Linked DNA regions of Mus musculus: region 2 is linked to region 1. A link is a loop called in an ENCODE intact Hi-C map of the cell type or tissue named here. Cell type or tissue: heart. All regions are shown on one strand. Each heading gives the region's core, and the rest is flanking DNA. Links, peaks and the distances in the headings are about the cores only.

Region 1 (9,183 bases), core at 1,421-6,420:
AGCAGCAGATTCACACATCACACACAGGGCTCCGAGCATCATGGGGAAAGTACCAGGTGAGTCTGGAGCCTTGTCTTTAAATGTCAGGAGGAAAGATGTGTTCACCCCAAACTCCGCTCACCACACACAGGACTCCCAGCATGGGGAAAGTACCGAATGAGTCTGGAGCCTCGTCTTTAAATGTCAGACGCAAAGACATGTTCAAGGTATGATGAGGCATGTCAAAAGGACACAGGAGTCAGAGGGAAGGCACTCCCAGTAGCAACATCTGGGGCAGTTTCAACATCACCATCAATAGTGATTGTCACAGATGACCATACGGGAGAAAATAAAGATCTGCTGGTTTGTATTGCTAAATGTAAAGGCATAGCTGAACAAATGGAAAAGAAAGAAGAGTTCTTCCTCACAGTGGGGTATCAGTTGGGGAGCTAGAAGAAAGGATGGAATTACTACTCCACATGTCACCGCTGCATAAGGTGATCAGGTGACATCCAAGGACAACGGCAGTGCTGAGGCCATCGTTTGCTCCAACCAGAATTCTTCTGGTCTCCTCCTCTCTCCGAGACACTTGAGGGGCTGGAGAGAAGGCTCAATGGTTAAGAGCACTGACTGCTCTTCCAGAGGTCCTGAGTTCAATTCCCAGCAACCACATGGTGGCTCACAGCCATCTGTAGTGGGATCCAATGCCCTCTTCTGGTGTGTCTGAAGACAGCGACAGTGCACTCAACTAAATGGTCAATACATTGATTCCGGAGCCTGCAAGGTGCCACATGTATCTGGAGAATGCCAGCCACACACACAGTAGGTACTCATGTAATATCAGCTCACCTACCCTCATTTGTAGTGTGGAGAGGAGATGCAAATGTCCTCCTGCCTTAGTGGCCAGCTCTCTATCACACATGTGTGCATGTATGTAAAAGAGTGTATGTAAATGCAGTGTTTCCAGTTTGTCACATACTCCCCATAGCAGAGAACCCACCTTGGGCCCTGACCCCTAGAAGGTGAAATTCTAACATTTTCAGTGTTCTTTGGAAGATGCTAGATGTGTTGGTCTGTTTTCTGAGCCCTGCCTCCTGCCTCCCTTGTCCTCACTGGGTGACCCCATGTCCATTTCCTTTGCAAGGCACAACTCAGACCCTTCTTTGATGACACATTAAGGCACTTGTTCTTACCCCTCCTAACCCTGTGACCCTTTAATACAGCTCCCCATGTTGTGGTGTTACTATTTCATAACTGTCATTTTGAATTGTTATGAATTGTGATGTGAATATCTGCACTTTCTGATGGTCTTCGGCAATCCCTCTTAAAAGTTCATTTAAGACCCCACAGGGGTTGAGACCCACAGCGTTAAGGCTGCATTGGACACTGGCTGAGTAGTCTCTTGACGGTGTGCTTTGGACTATGCTGATACTACGTTTTAATCCTATCCCTGTCCCTCCCCTCGGTTCTCAGGGTGTGTGATCCAAAGCAGGTAGTGAACTGCTCTGGGCCTCAGCTTGCTCATTCTTACCCTGGGGTCCGTGGTGGCTCTAAATCATGTCTTATGGCTGATGTCTGGAATCTAGCTCACAGGTTGCATTCACTGAAATGGTCCTCTGCCTTTCACTCTCAGGGGACTGCTGGTGGCATCTTCCAGACTACACAGAGGGAGTGTTTGTACAAGCACACGATGACCCTCTGGTTTGAGGCGTGGCCATTCCCGCTACATTTCTCAGGGCTTTGAAGCTCATATTCTTGCAAGGTCGCACCCAGGGAGTGCTAACCTCACCTGCAGCGTCAGATAGCTCACGTAGGCTGAGTGACTCAGCACCAGCTGCTCATCTCCAAGTCATTCGGATCTGACCTGGAGCTCACCTGGCCCCTCCTCCGCAGTCTTCTAGTGATGTAGCTAGGTGGGGGGTGGGGCAGGCTCTTCCTTGCATTCCTCCGAAGGTTTAGGACCTCCCCATCGCCCAGGATCCACCATTTCTCCTGCTTGTTAGCTAAGCAAAGGGAGTCTGTCTGGATTCCTGTGTCCCAACGCCTGTGTGTGTCACTGTGTGGGTAGCACTGCACTGACTGAGCTGATGTCCGGACACAGGTGTCTCTGCCATCCTGACTGATGACTGTTGTTTCCTCTGGGTGGGCTGTGATGCCCAGGGTCAGGCTGAGCTCCAGGAAACAGGAAAGCAAGGGAGGCTGGGTGACTCTGAAGTCACTCACCACACTGGCCACCCCTGTGAGTCTCTTCATTTGTAAACTAAGGCTCTGAGTGAAAAGCCTTCTTCCTCCTTTCCACCCTCCCTTGTTCCTTTCCTTCTGGGAAGCCATGAGCTCTTTCCCTCCCTGTGGAAGTACTCAGCTCTCTGTGCAGTGACTAAACCTATAAACAGGAACATTCTAGTCTGCTCGGGTGCTTCCAGCCAGCTTCCAGCTGTCAGGTGAAGAGCCCCTATGAGAAGCGGTTCACATCACCCACGGGTATTGATGGACACAAAATAGAGACGAAGGCAGAAGAGAAAGCTTCCAGAGCAGTAATAGAATCCTGGGATGGATCCAATCTTTGCTGACTTAGGTCACCTTGATTGGGGTTGCCCAGTCCCCATTCTGGCCTCAGTTTCTTTCTCAGCAAAATGGAGCAAGTGAGGGTCAGGGTGGGCTCTGTCATGACTGCCTTGGATCTGCATCTGACTGGATCCTGAGCCTCATCCTGTCTGCAGGTGTCAGAGGCTCCCTGGGGGCAGGATCAGGGACTGTGATCAGAGTCTCTGCTGGCCCCGTGGATTCATTCCATTCTGTCGTCCCCTGTCCCCCCCCCCCGGGTTCATTCCACTCTGTCCCCCCATGGATTCATTCCACTCTGTCCCCCCGTGGATTCAGTCCACTCTGTCCCCCCCCCGTGGATTCAGTCCACTCTGCCCCCCCCCCGTGGATTCAGTCCACTCTGCCCCCCCCATGGATTCAGTCCACTCTGTCCCCCCCCCGTGGATTCAGTCCACTCTGCCCCCCCCCATGGATTCAGTCCACTCTGTCCCCCTCCCCCATGGATTCAGTCCACTCTGTCCCCCCATGGATTCAGTCCACTCTGTCCCCTCCCCCGTGGATTCAGTCCACTCTGTCCCCTCCCCCGTGGATTCAGTCCACTCTGCCCCCCCCCATGGATTCAGTCCACTCTGCCCACCCCCATGGATTCAGTCCACTCTGTCCCCCCCCCGTGGATTCAGTCCACTCTGTCCCCCCCCCCCCGTGGATTCAGTCCACTCTGTCCCCTCCCCCGTGGATTCAGTCTACTCTGTCCCCTCCCCCGTGGATTCAGTCCACTCTGTCCCCCTCCCCCGTGGATTCAGTCCACTCTGTCCCCCTCCCATTTCCTCCTTTACACCCAGCCTCATTTTCAGCAGAGCCTTGATCCAGCTTCCCAGTTAAGTGAAATTCAAGAAATCTGGCCCCAAGCCCCAGGAAGTGTTTTAGGGTAGTGTAGACAGGATGTAGACATCAACTGTATCCTGCCTGCCCCCCAGGAGTAACGCCCTTCATTGTTCCCTGCTGGAACGGAGGGGCTCAGTCTTCTTCCGAGTCCACCCCTCAGAATCATGCAGTAATCGGGGCACAGTTCAGAAAAGAGGATTTGCTTTGGGGACGTTCAGGTTTTATTTTGCCAAGTATTTAATTAAAGGAATACTGTTTGTGTAGTTTCAAAAGTTCTCTATTTGAAAAACTCCTCAAGCAGGAGAAGCACACAGAGGACAGCGGAGGTCCCTGCACTCACCCTGCCCTGGCCAAGGCTATCCTTACTGATGGCTTCTCTCAGGACAGTCGGCTTTGGGAGGAGCAGGCGCTAAAGGTGGGCATTCCTGGATGTTCCCAGCCAGTAAACTCTGGACTAGGATCTGAGGAAGAACTTGAAAGTCAGTTGTGTTACGAGATCCTGGTTGAAGGCCCAGTTTAGATCTTCTGGTGGTCTCCAGGGGTGCCACAGCCTTGGGAGAGGGGTCTGTTGTGAAAATTAATATCAATTGGGGATTTCTACCCCACCTTTGATGGCTTAGTTCCCAGATAAAAGACAAAACTTTTATATTTGCAATGAGCCTTGAGCTGCACTAGAAGTGGGCAGATGTCAATCCTCCATCTCTGAGATATGACTATGTTCCGCCTGGGCTGCTCTTACTCTGATTGGCCAGTCCTTGTGGCCATATCTTCAGGACCCTCTCCCCCAGGGCATCTTCTGCTCTCTTGATACATGGTATCTAAGTACAGGGAGCCAGCCACATAGTGGAATGTATGATACACGGTATCTAAGTACAGGGAACCAGCCACATAGTGGAATGTATGATACATGGTATCTAAGTACAGGGAACCAGCCACATAGTAGAATGTAGGTTAAAATAATTGGGTTATTTAAGTTATGATCTTGTCAGAGTAGAGTCTAGCTATATGGCCAAGGTATTGTAAATATATTTTGAGTCTGAGTCTTATGTCTGGGAGTATGGGGCTAGGAGAAAGAATCAGGCCTAACTTCTACAGGGGTCTACCACCAGAGACCTTCAGTCTATTTCTGAACCTGACAGAAAAGGGCTTTTTCTTTTTTCCTTTTTTCTTTTCTCTCTCTCTCTCTCTCTCTCTCTCTCTCTCTCTCTCTCTCTCTCTCTTTCTTTTTCTTTCTTTCTTTCTTTTTTTTAACAAATATTTACTAAAAGACTACAATGGGCCAGAATAACTCTGGCCCAGACTTGGTTTGGAATTAGCGTGGACTAGGAAATGGAACGGTAAACACTGGATTTTACTGAGTGAGTGGGCAGCAAGGAGTCAGCACTGACCCAACACTGACTTGCCATCAGGGGCTCCTGTCAACTTATTTTTAAGTTAACTTTTGTTTTGTTTTGTTCTCTTGAGACAGGGTTTCTCTGTGTAGCCATAGCTGTTCCAGAACTTACTCTATAGACTAGGGTGGCTTCAAACTCAGAGATCAGCCTGCCTCTGCCTCCCGAGTGCTGGAATTAAATGTGTGTGCTACCACACCTGGCTCTTGTAATTAATTTTTAATATATAAGTCACAAAGGAATCTGCATAAATTTGGAAACTTGGCAGATAAATCACTTGGCCCCAATTGTAACCTTTGCTTTCTCTCTCTGTTTTCTTTTTTAGAATTATTTAATTTATTTTATTTATATGAGTACTCTGTAGCTGTCTTCAGACACATCAGAAGAGGGCATCAGATCCTATTACAGTTGGTTGTGAGCCACCATGTGGTTGCTGGGAATTGAACTCAGGACCTCTGGAAGATCAGTCAGTGCTCTTAACTGCTGAGTTATCTCTCCAGACTTTCTTTCTCTTTTGGAGTGGTAATTCTATTTTTAATTTTATATGAATTCTTATATGTCTTTTCTTCATGTTTCATATACATTGTGTTCTGTTTACTAGTACATACATGTAACTCAGCGACCTGTGTGAGTCAACAGTTCACATGGTGGGCAGCTTTAAGTCAGAGATCTGTTCATCTCTCACATCTCAGGGCTTCTGTAGATGAACAACCAGAGGCTTGGACCACACTCGGGCCTTCTTGCAGGCATGGTGCATGTGCAGGCAGGTCTTGGGTTTACAGTTTGGTCCGCACATGCCTTCAGTGGCTTGGATCCAGAGTGCCCCTCAAAGCCCGTGTATGAAAGGCTGTTGAGAGATAGTAAATTTTCAAGAGTAGGACCTGCTGGAAAGAAGTTAGGTCATGAGGAGGGGTGAACTTTTGAGGGAGTTATTGGGATTTCAGTTGCTTCTTGACTCCTTTCTTGCTTCCTGGTTGCCATGGGGTGAGCAGGTCTCTTCTGCTGTGATGCATTTTTGTCCCCTTAGATGGATACCATGAAGGCCAAACAACTAAGGACTGAATCTAACATCTGAAACAAACCTTTCTACTTCATAAATTGTTTGTCTTCAGTATTTTGTCACAGTGGTGGAAAGTTAGCATAATACCCTTTCCCTAGTCTGCCTGTGCTCGGACCTGGTAGCTCCTTTTGGCCTATGGTGTCATTGAATGGCAAATCACTCAAAGGACAGAGGATCTTAGTAGAAGGAACCTATTTGTTCCCCCCTTCCTTAGAATGCCTTCATGGTTTCTCACTGCTCAAATACTGTAGTGAGTCCTTCTACCTGGTAGAAAAGAGTGTTTGAGATACTGCCATAGCTAGGCTCAGCTTTATCATCATAATTCTAGAAAAATAAAATAAAAACCACTTCTAATTCTCCTCATGACATACTCACTCAGCCCTCTTTGCCTGGAAGATCAACTCTCGCTCTCAACTCATCTGACCTCAAGATTGGCTTCTGATTGGCCTGCCTGGTACACAGGCCTGGCTGGATGGCTTTCTCTGTGGTCCATGGCACCTCCAGCTCCTTCAAGGGGGTCGTCATCTCTTTCACCCCAGTCTCAAGCCCCCAGCCGGGCTGCAAGTGCTGATCACATGTCTGTGAGACACACAGACCACTTGGACAGATTGGGTGTGTTATCTTGGTGGACAGTCCCCCACTTCTGGGAGATAAACGAGGGAGACAAGAAGGCAGTGCTGGCAAGAGAGTCCTAGGGCAGTCGCAACGTCCAAAGCACGAAGACTCACGGAGTATATTTCTGAAACCATCTCCCAGACCAAACCACTCCCCTTTCTATCTCATTCATCTGGTCCTGAAAGCTGTTGAAAGGGATTTGTGCCAAGGCTGTGGTCTGCAGTCTCACAAGAGCTGGCTGAACCTCTGTGGCAGCTACATCTTGTTGTTTGAAAAGCCAGTGGTATCAGAACCTCTACCCACTCCTGAAACTGGCAGGGATTTCCTGGGGGACTGGGGAGTTTGCTTTAAAAGAACAGCCACCCCCTTAAAGCAATGGTTAGGCTGTGTTACCTCCAAGTGGCTCTTTGCCTCAGACTATTGTTCCTGGCAGAGCTGGGGGAAGCCCGGATGCTCTACCATCTCCTCTCACTTCTCCTTTCCCTGAACAAATCAGAGGGAAAGGCTCTCTTTATTTCTTTTCTCTCTCCTTAACATAACCAAACACCACTTTCCTATAAAAGTATTGCAGAGTGGTTTTAAAGACAGAGAGTAGAATATCAAAGTCTCGCTACTGAGACATCAGCGTGGAGTTTGCCCCACCCGCCTTCTATATAAAGCATTTTAAAGATTTCACAAAATTAGACATTTATCAAAAGTGGATGTAATACACATGTAAAATATGAATATTGGCTTATCCATGGCTAGTGCCTCGGAAGCCCTCATGCCTCTCTTGGAAGACATGTCTCACCTTCCTAGCCCTCAGAGAACTGCTACCTTGAATTTTGGGTGGCCTGTCCCTTTGCTTTGCGTTAGAATTTTAAATCTATCCATCTGTCTGCCTAGTTCCCAACGAGATACTTTTGAATTTTCTATAACTGGAGTGACGTCTCGTAGCCTGTCCTTTTCACACACACACCCCACCCCACAGAGCGAGGCACATGCCCTGTTTACTCCTGTGTGCTGCTGTATGGCGAGCAAGCAATACAGGGTATGTGCATACAGTTTTCCAAGTTGCTTCTTCTGATAATGTGGAAATTTTCTAGGATTTTCTTTTTCAACTTCAAAACGTGTTATTAAAGTCAACGACATTCTTCCCCCCCCCCCCCGGGACCATGTGAAAGCATATATAGCATCCATCTTATTATTCCTATCTTTTAAAAACAGACTTAATTCATTTATTTTTCTTGTATAAAAACCCTTATGTGGTAGCCACAACTGGAGCCTGCGTCCTCTGAACAGAGACTCTGGTGTGGGTTTTCACAAGGTGATCAGTGAATTCCTGATAAGGAGACTGGGTGAACACAGTCACTTTCCAGAGGTCAGGGGTCAGGTAGCTGCAGGTCTTGGAGGTGGCATAAAAAGTGGCCTTGGCAAAGTTGCTCAGGGTGGCAGTGCATCCTCTGGCTGAAGTGTAGCAGTCATCTATACTGGCCATCAGGAGCTTCTTGGGCACAGGAGCAGAGACAATGCCAGTGCCTCTGGGGGCAGGGATGAGACGCACCAGCACAGAGCCACAGCGGCCTGTCACCTTGCATGGAACAGTGTGGGGCTTGCCAATCTTGTTCCCCCAGTAGCCTCTCCGCACAGGGACGATGGAAAGCTTGGCCAAGATGATGGCCCCTCGGATGGCAGTGGCAACCTCCTTGGAGCACTTAACACCAAGATCAACGTGACCATCGTAGTCCCCAATAACGACGAAAGCCTTGAACCTGGTCCGCTGGCCAGCCCGAGTCTGTTTCTGCACTGGCATGATTTTCAGAACCTCATCCTTTAGGGACGCACCCAGGAAAAAGTCAGTGATCTCAGACTCCTTAATAGGCAGGGAGAACAGGTAGATCTCCTCCAAGGACTTGATCTTCATGTCCTTAACCAGGCGGCCCAGCTTGGTGACAGGGATCCACTGAAGGAAGAAGACACCAAAGGGCTGCCTCTCGGTGCAGGGGCAAGCAGCCCGCCCCGCCAGCGGCCCAGACCTACCTCCTTGTCTTCAGCTTTACCTCCACGAGCCCCGCGGCCTCGACCACGGTCACGGCCTCGACCACGACTGCAGCCCCAATGACTGCTGCAGAGTCCTCCGCAGAAGTTGACACGGCCTCCTAATCCTGGGCCCCCGGATCCTCTGGGCCCTCCGGCTGCACTGGAGTCAACTGCCATTTGGTGTTTTCCCGAGGGTGTTTTCTATCTTTTCAGTGGGGGCTGAAATAATCGTTTTCAATGGCAGTTCAGTGGCATTAAATATTACACATTCTCATGTGTTTCCATCACCGTGTGCCATTTCGGCTTCTTGTTGTTGTTTTTTGTGACCACAACACATTTGGGAAAAGGGAAAACTCAACTGAGAAAATGCCTCTATAAAACTGGCCTTCAGACTTTTTTGGTCACGGTGTTTTTCGTAGCAACAGGAAGCCAACGACTTAGTACTCATCCCCAGACCTTTCCATCTTCCCGACTGAAACTGTGCCAACTCAGCAGTAACTCCCAGGTCTTCAAGGTGGCTCAGTGGGGAAAGGTGCTTGCTGTAAACCCAGTGACCTGAGTTCTCTCTCTGAGACCCACACGGTGGGAAGAGATCCAACTCCCACCAGCCCTCGTTTGGCCTCCACAGGCCGTTCCGCCCCCCCCCCCCCCCCCGAAAACAAATAAAATGTAAACAATCACTCCACTGCT
Region 2 (9,183 bases), core at 2,302-7,301, 69 kb before region 1:
GAAGAAAAGGAACATTTTTGTGGGTATACTACAGCTTAGGGACTCTTACTGGCCTGACACCCCATAGCCAGCTCAGGATACGGTAAGAAGGCGTGTGGGCCTTTTGCCACTTAGAAGATGAGGTACCTGGGACAGGTGCTTCACCTCTGAGCCCCAGCTTCCTCATCAGGGTAAATGGAGAAGTCCTGGGTGGAGTTTATAAGAAGCAAATTAACCCAGGACAATAGAAGTCTAAAGAATGGCAGGAGGAGGAGCTGCAAAAGAACCTTCTAGAAAGCAGAAGTCATGGCTCGTGCATCCTGGCTCAGCTGAGATGATACTGTGAAGGGGAGACTCACTGATCACTGAGTTCTGGGCTTGTGCACCTGCTGTAAGTCATACACACCTCACCGAGGGAACCAGTGAAGGAACAGTAGGGAAAAAGGAGACGAGCAAGAATTAACACCTCTCGGGGCTACTGAAAGGCCAAAGCAGCAGGCCAGGCTGTGTGTGCATGTGTACACGCATGTGTGTGCGTGGCATGTGTATGTGTACGTGGTGTGTGTGTGTATGGTATATGTGGTGTTTGTATGTATGTGTGTGTGGTGTGAGGGCATGTGTGTGTGTGTGTGTGTGTGTGTGTGTGTGTGTGTGTGTGTGTGGTGTAAGCACGTGTCTCTTTTTCTCTCCAGGGCTGACCACAGGCTCTGCTTGGCAGAGAGAACACAATGCTAAGGGGAGCCCAAGATGCCAAGGTTTGCAGCGCCTCCTGGCTGCAGCGCCTCCTGGTAGACTGAGCTTGGACAATGGGTTTTGTTCTCAATGGCCTCGGTTTCCCCAGAAATAAAAAGGGGCTCTCTCCCAGAACAGTTGATATGCCACTGCTATAGAGTTTCTACCCTTGGGTTCAACCAGCTGAAGCTCAAAAAACAAAACAAAACCAACAAAACCCCTCAGAAGCAGACACTGAGTCTGTACTGGGCATACACAGACTTCTTTCCTTGCTCCTTACACAATATGGTGCCATAACTATGCACACGGTACGTACACAGGGTAGCATAAGTTATCTGGGGGATCTGAAACAGGTAAAGGAGGTGCGCTGGTGGCATGAGAATGTCATGCTCTCTATGTCCCAGCAACCCCCAATGACTCTGTATACATCAAGAATGAGGCTGCTGAGGTGGCCAATGAGAACCAGAGTCTTGAGCACAGTCTCATTACAGGTTGAATGCTCAGCCTCTAGCCATGATCTTTATTATCAACACCAACATTTAATGAGATAAAATATTAGGGCCCCTAATCCATGGCAAACCAGTGTGAAGGTCAAGGGCATTATGCATGTAAGAGGCCTAGTGCAGCTCTGCCTGCACGTGTATTCTGCCCCACTAAAAGCTGGAAGATGCCGGGCTTTTGCATGTGGCAGCTCCTGTAACGTGGCCAAGCAGTGCTGGGCAGGATCACTGTGTCTTCAGCGAGCAGAACAAATAACTGGCTGAGATCACACAGCCTAGGAGAGTAAGAGGAGGATGCTACCTACCGGGCACTCGTGTTTTGCCTTTCCTACTGTGCTAACACTGTCTGGAGAGGACAGAGATCCCTGGAAAGCAGGGCATCCCCTAGGGAGACTTGTGATGCAAGTGTCACTGTCTTTTCTTATCATCTTCAGATGTACCACCCCAGGGCCTCAGGGCCTGTCTTAGTCAGGGTTTCTATTCCTGCACAAACATCATGACCAAGAAGCAAGATGTGGAGGAAAGGGTTTATTCAGCTTACACTTCCATGCTGCTGTTGATCACCATGGAAGTCAGGATTGGAACTCAAGCAGGTCAGGAAGCAGGAGCTGATGCAGAGGCCATGGAGGGATGTTCTTTAGTGGCTTGCTTCCCCTGGCTTGCTCAGCTTGCTTTCTTATAGAACCAAGACTACCAGCCCAGGGATGGCACCACCCACAAGGGGCCTTTCCCCCTTGATCATTAATTGAGAAAATGCCTTACAGTTGGATCTCATGGAGGCATTTCCTCAACTGAAGCTCCTTTCTCTGTGATAACTCCAGCTGTGTCAAGTTGACACAAAACTAGCCAGTACAGGGCCTATGGGATATAGAGGTTCCCTAGGTCCAATGACTTTCTGTTCTGCAAACCTCCCTCTAACCCCTCCTCTGTCACACCAGAGGAAGCCACAGTGTCACAACCCCCAACCAGAATGAAAACTCCTGAGCACCTTCTGTGAAATGGACACAAACTTGTGGGGTGCACAGGAGAGTGTGGGTGCTAGGTTCTCAGAAGTTCCAGGAAGTGGAAGAGTGTGTGCTGGTGGAGGAATGGGGCTACATTCCAGGTGGGGGGCACCAGCCAGAGCATGGGGAGGAGGTAGGTGAGAACTGGCCTTGTAGGGAGAGAGGATGGGAGGTACTGGTAGGGGGGATGTAGGTGGAATGTAGCCGAAGGCCTTGAGATTCTAGGCTGAGGCGTGAGCCTGATGACATCTATGGAAAACAATTTTATTTGTTTTTTGAAGAGCACTTAAATAGTTCAGATTCCTGCCCAAGGTTGCTGGCCTCCATGCTTAACAATCTGGTCAAATGGAAACTTCCATTCAGCATGGAGGCCGCAGTGACTGGTGGGTGGGAGTGGGAGGGGAGGTGTATGAGGCGGCGGGTGGGTTGACCAGTAAGCCTCAGGAACCTTGGCTTTTAAACCCTGACTTCTAAAACACAGGGAAAACACAGCTGCTGCCTACTGGGTGGATGCCCTCCACAACCAGCTGCCCAGCCACCCCTCTTCCTCCTGGCAATCATCGGACTCCTTACCAGGGTCTGTGGCTCACACTCACCCCTCCCCAGACCCACCTTTCAGGGATGATCTGTCGCTCTGTGCCCAGGAGCCTTTAAACCTCCCATCGCTAAGGGTGAGGATGTTCTTGGTGACAGTCTAATCCCAACCAGCTACAACTGAGACTCAGTTCAGGGGTGCTGGGCGGGATGGCGCCCCCCACTCTTCTCTTGGATAAACTCCTAGTTTCCCCAATTTTGGCTCAGTACAGGGATGTTTTAGGAACCAACTCAAGGTAACCTCCAAGCTCCTGCTTCCTGAAGTGGCCTCTTCTAGTTTGCCACCTAATTCTACAGGGGAATCTTGAGTCTCCCAGTCCATAGGTTTGAAGTTTAATTTTAATGTACTATCACTAATGAGCGTATGTGTGACGTGTGTGAGTACGCACATGGAGGTCAGGGGACAAGTTTGTGGAGTGGAGTAGGTCCCAGGGACCCAACTCAGGCCATCAAGCTTGTATAAGAACAAGCTCTGCCTGCTGAAGCTTCTGTCCCTAACCATCAATAACTTTTACCCAAAAGCTGTGGCTTTCATGACTTGAGGCTTTAAAACATGCCCCGCAGAGACACGGGAGGGATGACGGGGTAGGGTGCCCACGCTGTAGGTGTGCACAGGTCCTGGGCTTAGACTCTGCTCTCCCTTGCCCCTTTTATGAACCTTACAGGTTTTTAGCTTCTTGGTGCCCCAGTTTCCTCCACAAACTTCAAGGGGTTTTATAAAATGTTGAGGCAATCATTGGAAGATGCTAACCTGGGCATATGAGACTAGCATTACAATACCTAGAAAGCACCAAAAGAGATATTATGTTAAAACTGAATCCCATGGGACACCTTCTTTCCCCATTGTCACCAGCCTGGCCAAAGCTTGGGTTGGAAGTCAAGCACACAAACAAACCCACCTCCCTCTAACTCTATGGGGCCAGAAGGAGCACCTCACGTCACTGGCAGCCACAGGCCAGGGCTGCGCCATGACCTCGTTTCCTTGAGTTATGAACATCTTCATGGCAAGAGGGGATCCCCTGGCCCTCTGTGGGAGCAAAGTCATCAGACAGGACCAGTGGCCTCCCGAAAGAGAATGAACCCCTCTTCAGTTTCCCCCTAACCTATATGCTTCCCAGGCAGGGCTGCCTCCATAGAGAAAACCTATATGCTTCCCAGGCAGGGCTGCCTCCATAGAGAAAACCTATATGCTTTCCAGGCAGGGCTGCCTCCATAGAGAAAGGGGCCCAATGGGGGCAAAGCAAACATTTCCAGGCTGTAGTGTTAAGTCTTGGGCCTGCCTGGACCCCTGACAAGTCAGTACCATGGTAAGGAAGCACAAGAAGGGAGGGACATTAGGCTCCCACCAACAGCAACAAGTAGCCAGCGGGCCAGGCTTGAGACTCTTCAGCCCTCTTCCTTCCTCCTGGGACCACAGCATCCAGGAGGTAGGAAGAGGAAGTCCCTGCACAGGGAGGGGTATGATGGGGAACACACTGTACTCTGACAGCCCTGCCCTAGGTAAACAGTGGGCAAAGTCTACTGTCTGGGCTTGCTTGAGTGGCCCAGTCTGCTACACAGCCTTTGCAGGCCCAAGCTCTGACAACAAAGGTCACTTGGGATGTGGCCATGCCTCAGTGCTGAAGGCATGCCTTCACTGGGCTGAGCTGACTAAGGCTTCCTCAAGTGTTACGGGGGAAACACAGAGGCACCAAGAGACACAGTCTGTCAGGTGACAATGTCCACAGGCTTTGGGTTAAGTACTCTTTACCCAGACCATCCCGTTTAATCTTGAGAAAGCACCAGGCCCGTCCTGTGTCCTCCCTCTCCCAGCCTCACTATCTCGATCCACCTCATAATACTGTCCCACTACTCCCCTGTGGTATTGCAATGACATATTAGATGTTCAAGTAAGATGAAGACAGTTTGAAGTAGATAGAGGAAGACTGTGAGTGGTGACATCCAACTGTGTGTGATTCCAGTCCTCAGGAGGACAGCCTGGGCTACGTAGTAAGACCTGGTAAGACTCTGTCACAGAAAGCAAAACTACAAAACCAAAAGGCTGGAGAGAAGAGATGGTTCAGCGGTTAAGAGCACTGGCTGCTCGAGCAGAGAACCCAGGTTCACTTCCCAGTATCCCTTGGAGCCTCCCAACCCTCTGTAACTCCAGTGCTGAGGGATTCGATACCCTCTTTTCTAGACGCTGAAGGCACCATGTATGCACATAGTGTATGCACATACCGTGTATGCACATAGTGTATGCACATACCGTGTATGCACATAGTGTATGCACATACCGTGTATGCACATAGTGTATGCACATACCGTGTATGCACATAGTGCACAGAAATACATGCGGATAAGCATTCATATGCATGAAATAAAAACAAATCTCTTACAGAAAAAAATAAAATGTACATAAGAGGATTATATGTAGCTTTATGTAGATGATATGTATATTTATGCAAATCTCCTATTGTACTGAAATATTGGGACCTCTGAAGTGAGGGTCCCAGAAACGAATTCCCAAAGGTAACTATAGTTAGTTAGAATAACTGCAGTATATTTTGCTTGTGTCCACAGCCAGCAGACACAGAGGCACTGTAGTGAGAGAGCAGCTTTAGGAGCACACAGCCAAAGCCCAAAGCCATAGGACACAGAGAGGATGCTCCCCATGGTCACAGTCACTTGTTGGGGACTGTGGGGGGACTTCTGATGATCCCTACATGGTCTGTTATCATGGAAAGCACCAGAGCTGGAAGTGGAGTTGAAGTCTGATCTACTCTCACTTCTTTGACTCAGAGAGGTTCAGGAACTTGTCAGGGTAACACAGCCAAGTAGTATCCTGATTCTGGGTCTTCTAATGTCTTATTGTTCTCTCCACAGGCCCATGAAACTCCCTGGGTTAAAAGTGTCAGAGCCGGGTGTGGTGGTGCACGCCTTTAATCCCAGCACTTGGGAGGCAGAGGCATTCGGATTTCTGAGTTCGAGGCTAGCCTGGTTTACAAAGTGAGTTCCAGGACAGCCAGGGCTACACAGAGAAACCCTGTCTCAAAAAACCAAAAACCAAAAAAAAAAAAAAAAAAAAAAAAAAAAACCAAACCAGTGTCAGAGTGACAGCAGGGCAGATGCTCCCACATCAGTGACAGGTGGGCAGCTACATCCAGATGTGAGCTAAGACCAGGTGAACCCAGCTTCTCAGAACTCAGGAGCCACCTCACTTGATCACTGTGGGCAAGTACTGCTACTTCATATAACTTCAGTTTCCCCATAAAAAAGGGGCTGTTTGGTGACAAAGGTAATAAGATCCAGCTGCAGCCATGACGCCGGTTTTTAGCTTCCTATTGTCTCATGGCTGAGAAGGAAGCAAAGGAAACCAAGACATTCCAAGAGTAGAAAGAGAAAATTCCAAGGCTGGGCAGAAGAGAAGGGGGTGCCAGGGCCCAGCCCCATGACAGTTCCACAAACTGTAAACACAGCTACAAAGAGGCTTTGAAGCATGAGGTCAGGACCCGACGCAGGAGGGTTACCAGGCTGGGGATGACAACTAATTCTGGAATCAGGGATGGATGACTGTGGTATTAGATGCCAGGAAACCCATGCTGACTCCTGAACGTGGGCCTGAGAAACGAGAGGGGCTTCCAGGAGGACCACCTTGCCCTCTGTGAGGAAGCTACCTGGGTTGTCTGAGCACCTTCCAGCTACAACATCAAAGGACTCATGGAAACCCACTGGCCAAACTCGGGGCCAGTGGTGATGAGTGGGTGATTCTACTCTGCCTGTGAACCTGGGCATCCCAGGCCCGAAGGAATGTGAATGGTATTCACAGAGTGAGGCTCAGTTTGGCTTTGAGCTCAAAGCCCTTTTATGATGTCACATGCTTGGAAATAGAAGCAAGCCGGTTGCAAGGCTTCCATCCCTTCCCAAATCGCCCCCTCTTCTCATCTGGACCCCAGCAAGACAGCTGCCCCAGAGAAAATAACTTACACTTCTGTTGTGATGAATCCAGTGAGCTCCGACAGGAAGAGGAAGAGGATGAAGAGGCAGCAGCAGATGGAGACTGTGGGAAACACAGACAGTGTTAGGGGTGCAGGATGCTCCACACGGGAGGCCAGTCCCCACTGCCCTCCTGCTACCCTGGAGGAAAGCTGCTTAGAGGCACCAGCATACATACAGGGTGAGGGTGCCTCTGCAGAGATCATCAAGGCGCCCTCTTATTCACTGCCTCACTGGGATCCCTTCTTACTTTATGGCCTCAGTGTGATTTCCCCAGAAAGTGGCCACTGGCCCGGCCCCGTGGTCAGACTGGCCTCCTCACACAGGCAATGGGCCCTGCTCAACTCCTCAAGATCTCTTTGATGCAGAGGTTGCCCTGGAAGAGGACTGCATGCTGGTGGGCAAGGTGCTTTGCCTGCTTGAATGCCGTGCACGCTAGAATCCCAGATCCACACTGAACATCTGGGAGATCCTATGTGACCGCCTGACTTCTCTCACTGAACATCTGGGAGATCCCATGTGACCGCCTGACTTCTCTCACTGAACATCTGGGAGATCCCATGTGACCACCTGACTTCTCTCTCACATTAGTGAACCAAAGACTGAACTTGGCACAGCTTGCCACAGGTCTGGCCCTCTCTGTCTGTAGCCAGCGTCCATCTTGGGAGTTGTCAGCTTTACAACAGGGTGAGAGTGGGCTCCCTCACCAGAAACCATACGGCAGTTTGGCCTCTCTTCCCAGGTTACTGACAGGCACGGTCCTGTCCTGCTGCTGGCCAGTGGCAGAGGGCCATTGCTCCTGGTCAGCATGCGGTCTCCATAGGGACAGCCAGCACAGCACCAGGCCGAGCTGAGGTGTGCCACACACTGGAATGGACTTCCATTTCTATTTCTGCTCTTTTGAACTAACAGCAGCATTGCTGTGACACAGGGCTGTAGATAACAGTGGAAAAGCATCTCCATCCATGTCCATCTGTCTGTCTGCCGCCTGTCTAATTTCCTATCTGTCTTCAGGGAAGGAAGGACAATCATTTTTGAGCACCTACTATTTATATGCCCAGGGTGGTACATTAACAAACTACCCCACCATGACACCATGGTGCCAGCCTGATGGTGGCTCTGGGGTAGAAACGCAGGCTGAGCGACAAGGAACTGGGACCCCCCCTATCCTCTATGGTTAAGCCCCTAGAAAGACTCCTGAGAACCTGGGCTGCAAGGGTAAGATGGGATACCCCCAAACTGCCTGATGAGTCTGTAGCTACAGAGATGGGGACTGGAATACTCATAACCTCTGCCCCACGTTGATGAAGCTGTATAGAGATGGCATTTAGAGGCTTTACTTTGGGGAGAAATAGAGAATGTGTGCATATTATAAACAAGAAAAAGTTTCAGCTGGGCATATAAGCACATGTAACTATTAAACATCATGTATTAATAATTACATAATATAGTATAAGTACTATATTATACACACACACACACACACACACACACACACACACACACACACACACAAGTATTTATTGGCCAGCCTAGTGGCCACATCTATAAGCCTAGAATTCAAGAGCAGAGGTGGGAAGGACTGGCCGAATTTTAAGCCTAGCCTAGACTACACAGCAAGTTCCAGGCTAGCCAAGACTCTCACTCAAAGTCAAAACAGAAGAAAAAGTGTATATACATATACATATATATATATGTATATATATATATATATATATGCAGATATACATACTTTAAGGCCCTTTTTGTTCTAAATTAATAACAGCATGACAGATACCCCCTTTCAGCCATGCTTCAAATACTCAGCAACAGTTAACAGTTTGGTCCCAGACAGTGGCCTTGGTCTGTACTGTCCACGGCATGGAGATTAAGCTCAAATATCCTTTCCAGCTGGGGGATGAAGCTGGGGGAAGCTCAGATACCAAGCCAGCCCCTGGCTCCTGCTCTCCTGCCTACACTGGTAGTTACTGCCTCTTGGGGAAGAACCTGCAGCAGGCGAAGCCTCCTGCAGTCGGACCTTGTGCCTTTCTGTCCAGTGCCACCCAGGACCCACATTTCAGTGCCATTCTGTCCACACCAGCCCCAGCGGACGCGGCAGTGAGTGTACGGCACAGGAGGTTTTCTGAGGCTCATTGCTGCTGACTTTAGAATAAATGACAGTCTTCTGGCTGCTGTTACTGCTTCACACCTGCAGATACACCCCAAAGTCCTAACTACCCACTCTGCAGTAGGGGAATGAGATTGGGGAGGCCTTTCTCTGAGATCTGTGTGCTTCCCTCCGCAAGGCTTGGCACAAAGCCCGGGTAACCCAGCAGGTAAACAGGATAACTCAGTGGGGTCCAATGGCCCTGTCCCCACCCGTACTTATGGTGGGTGCACCTGACTCCTGTCTCAGACAG

What was found. A loop is a pair of places that touch in the nucleus more often than their neighbours do. Peaks named below come from ENCODE experiments on the same cell type or tissue, not always from the same donor. Only the 100,000 strongest peaks of a DNase experiment are listed, where the experiment ranks them.
Region 2: a loop joins it to region 1, with 8 times the contacts of the local background. A loop is called at or near these places in 1 of 42 quality-filtered maps.

The regions. Positions count from the first base shown.
Region 1 is chr17:26,542,247-26,551,429 of GRCm38, reverse strand. The region is part of intron 3 of 1700049J03Rik (a long non-coding RNA gene); the gene reads left to right. It also overlaps the pseudogene Gm8225. Among named protein-coding and RNA genes, the nearest start is that of Gm34606, 12 kb to the right of the region's middle. In heart, for the core only: no CTCF peak of the experiment used is centred there; DNase peaks (open chromatin) are centred at 1,818, 2,044 and 3,399; H3K4me3 peaks cover 928 bases; H3K27ac peaks cover 3,096 bases; H3K27me3 peaks cover 419 bases.
Region 2 is chr17:26,612,021-26,621,203 of GRCm38, reverse strand. Ergic1 (endoplasmic reticulum-golgi intermediate compartment (ERGIC) 1) reads right to left here. Exons shown (of 10, transcript NM_026170.3): 3 at 6,776-6,848. Among named protein-coding and RNA genes, the nearest start is that of Gm41553, 25 kb to the left of the region's middle. In heart, for the core only: no CTCF peak of the experiment used is centred there; a DNase peak (open chromatin) is centred at 4,283; H3K27ac peaks cover 825 bases.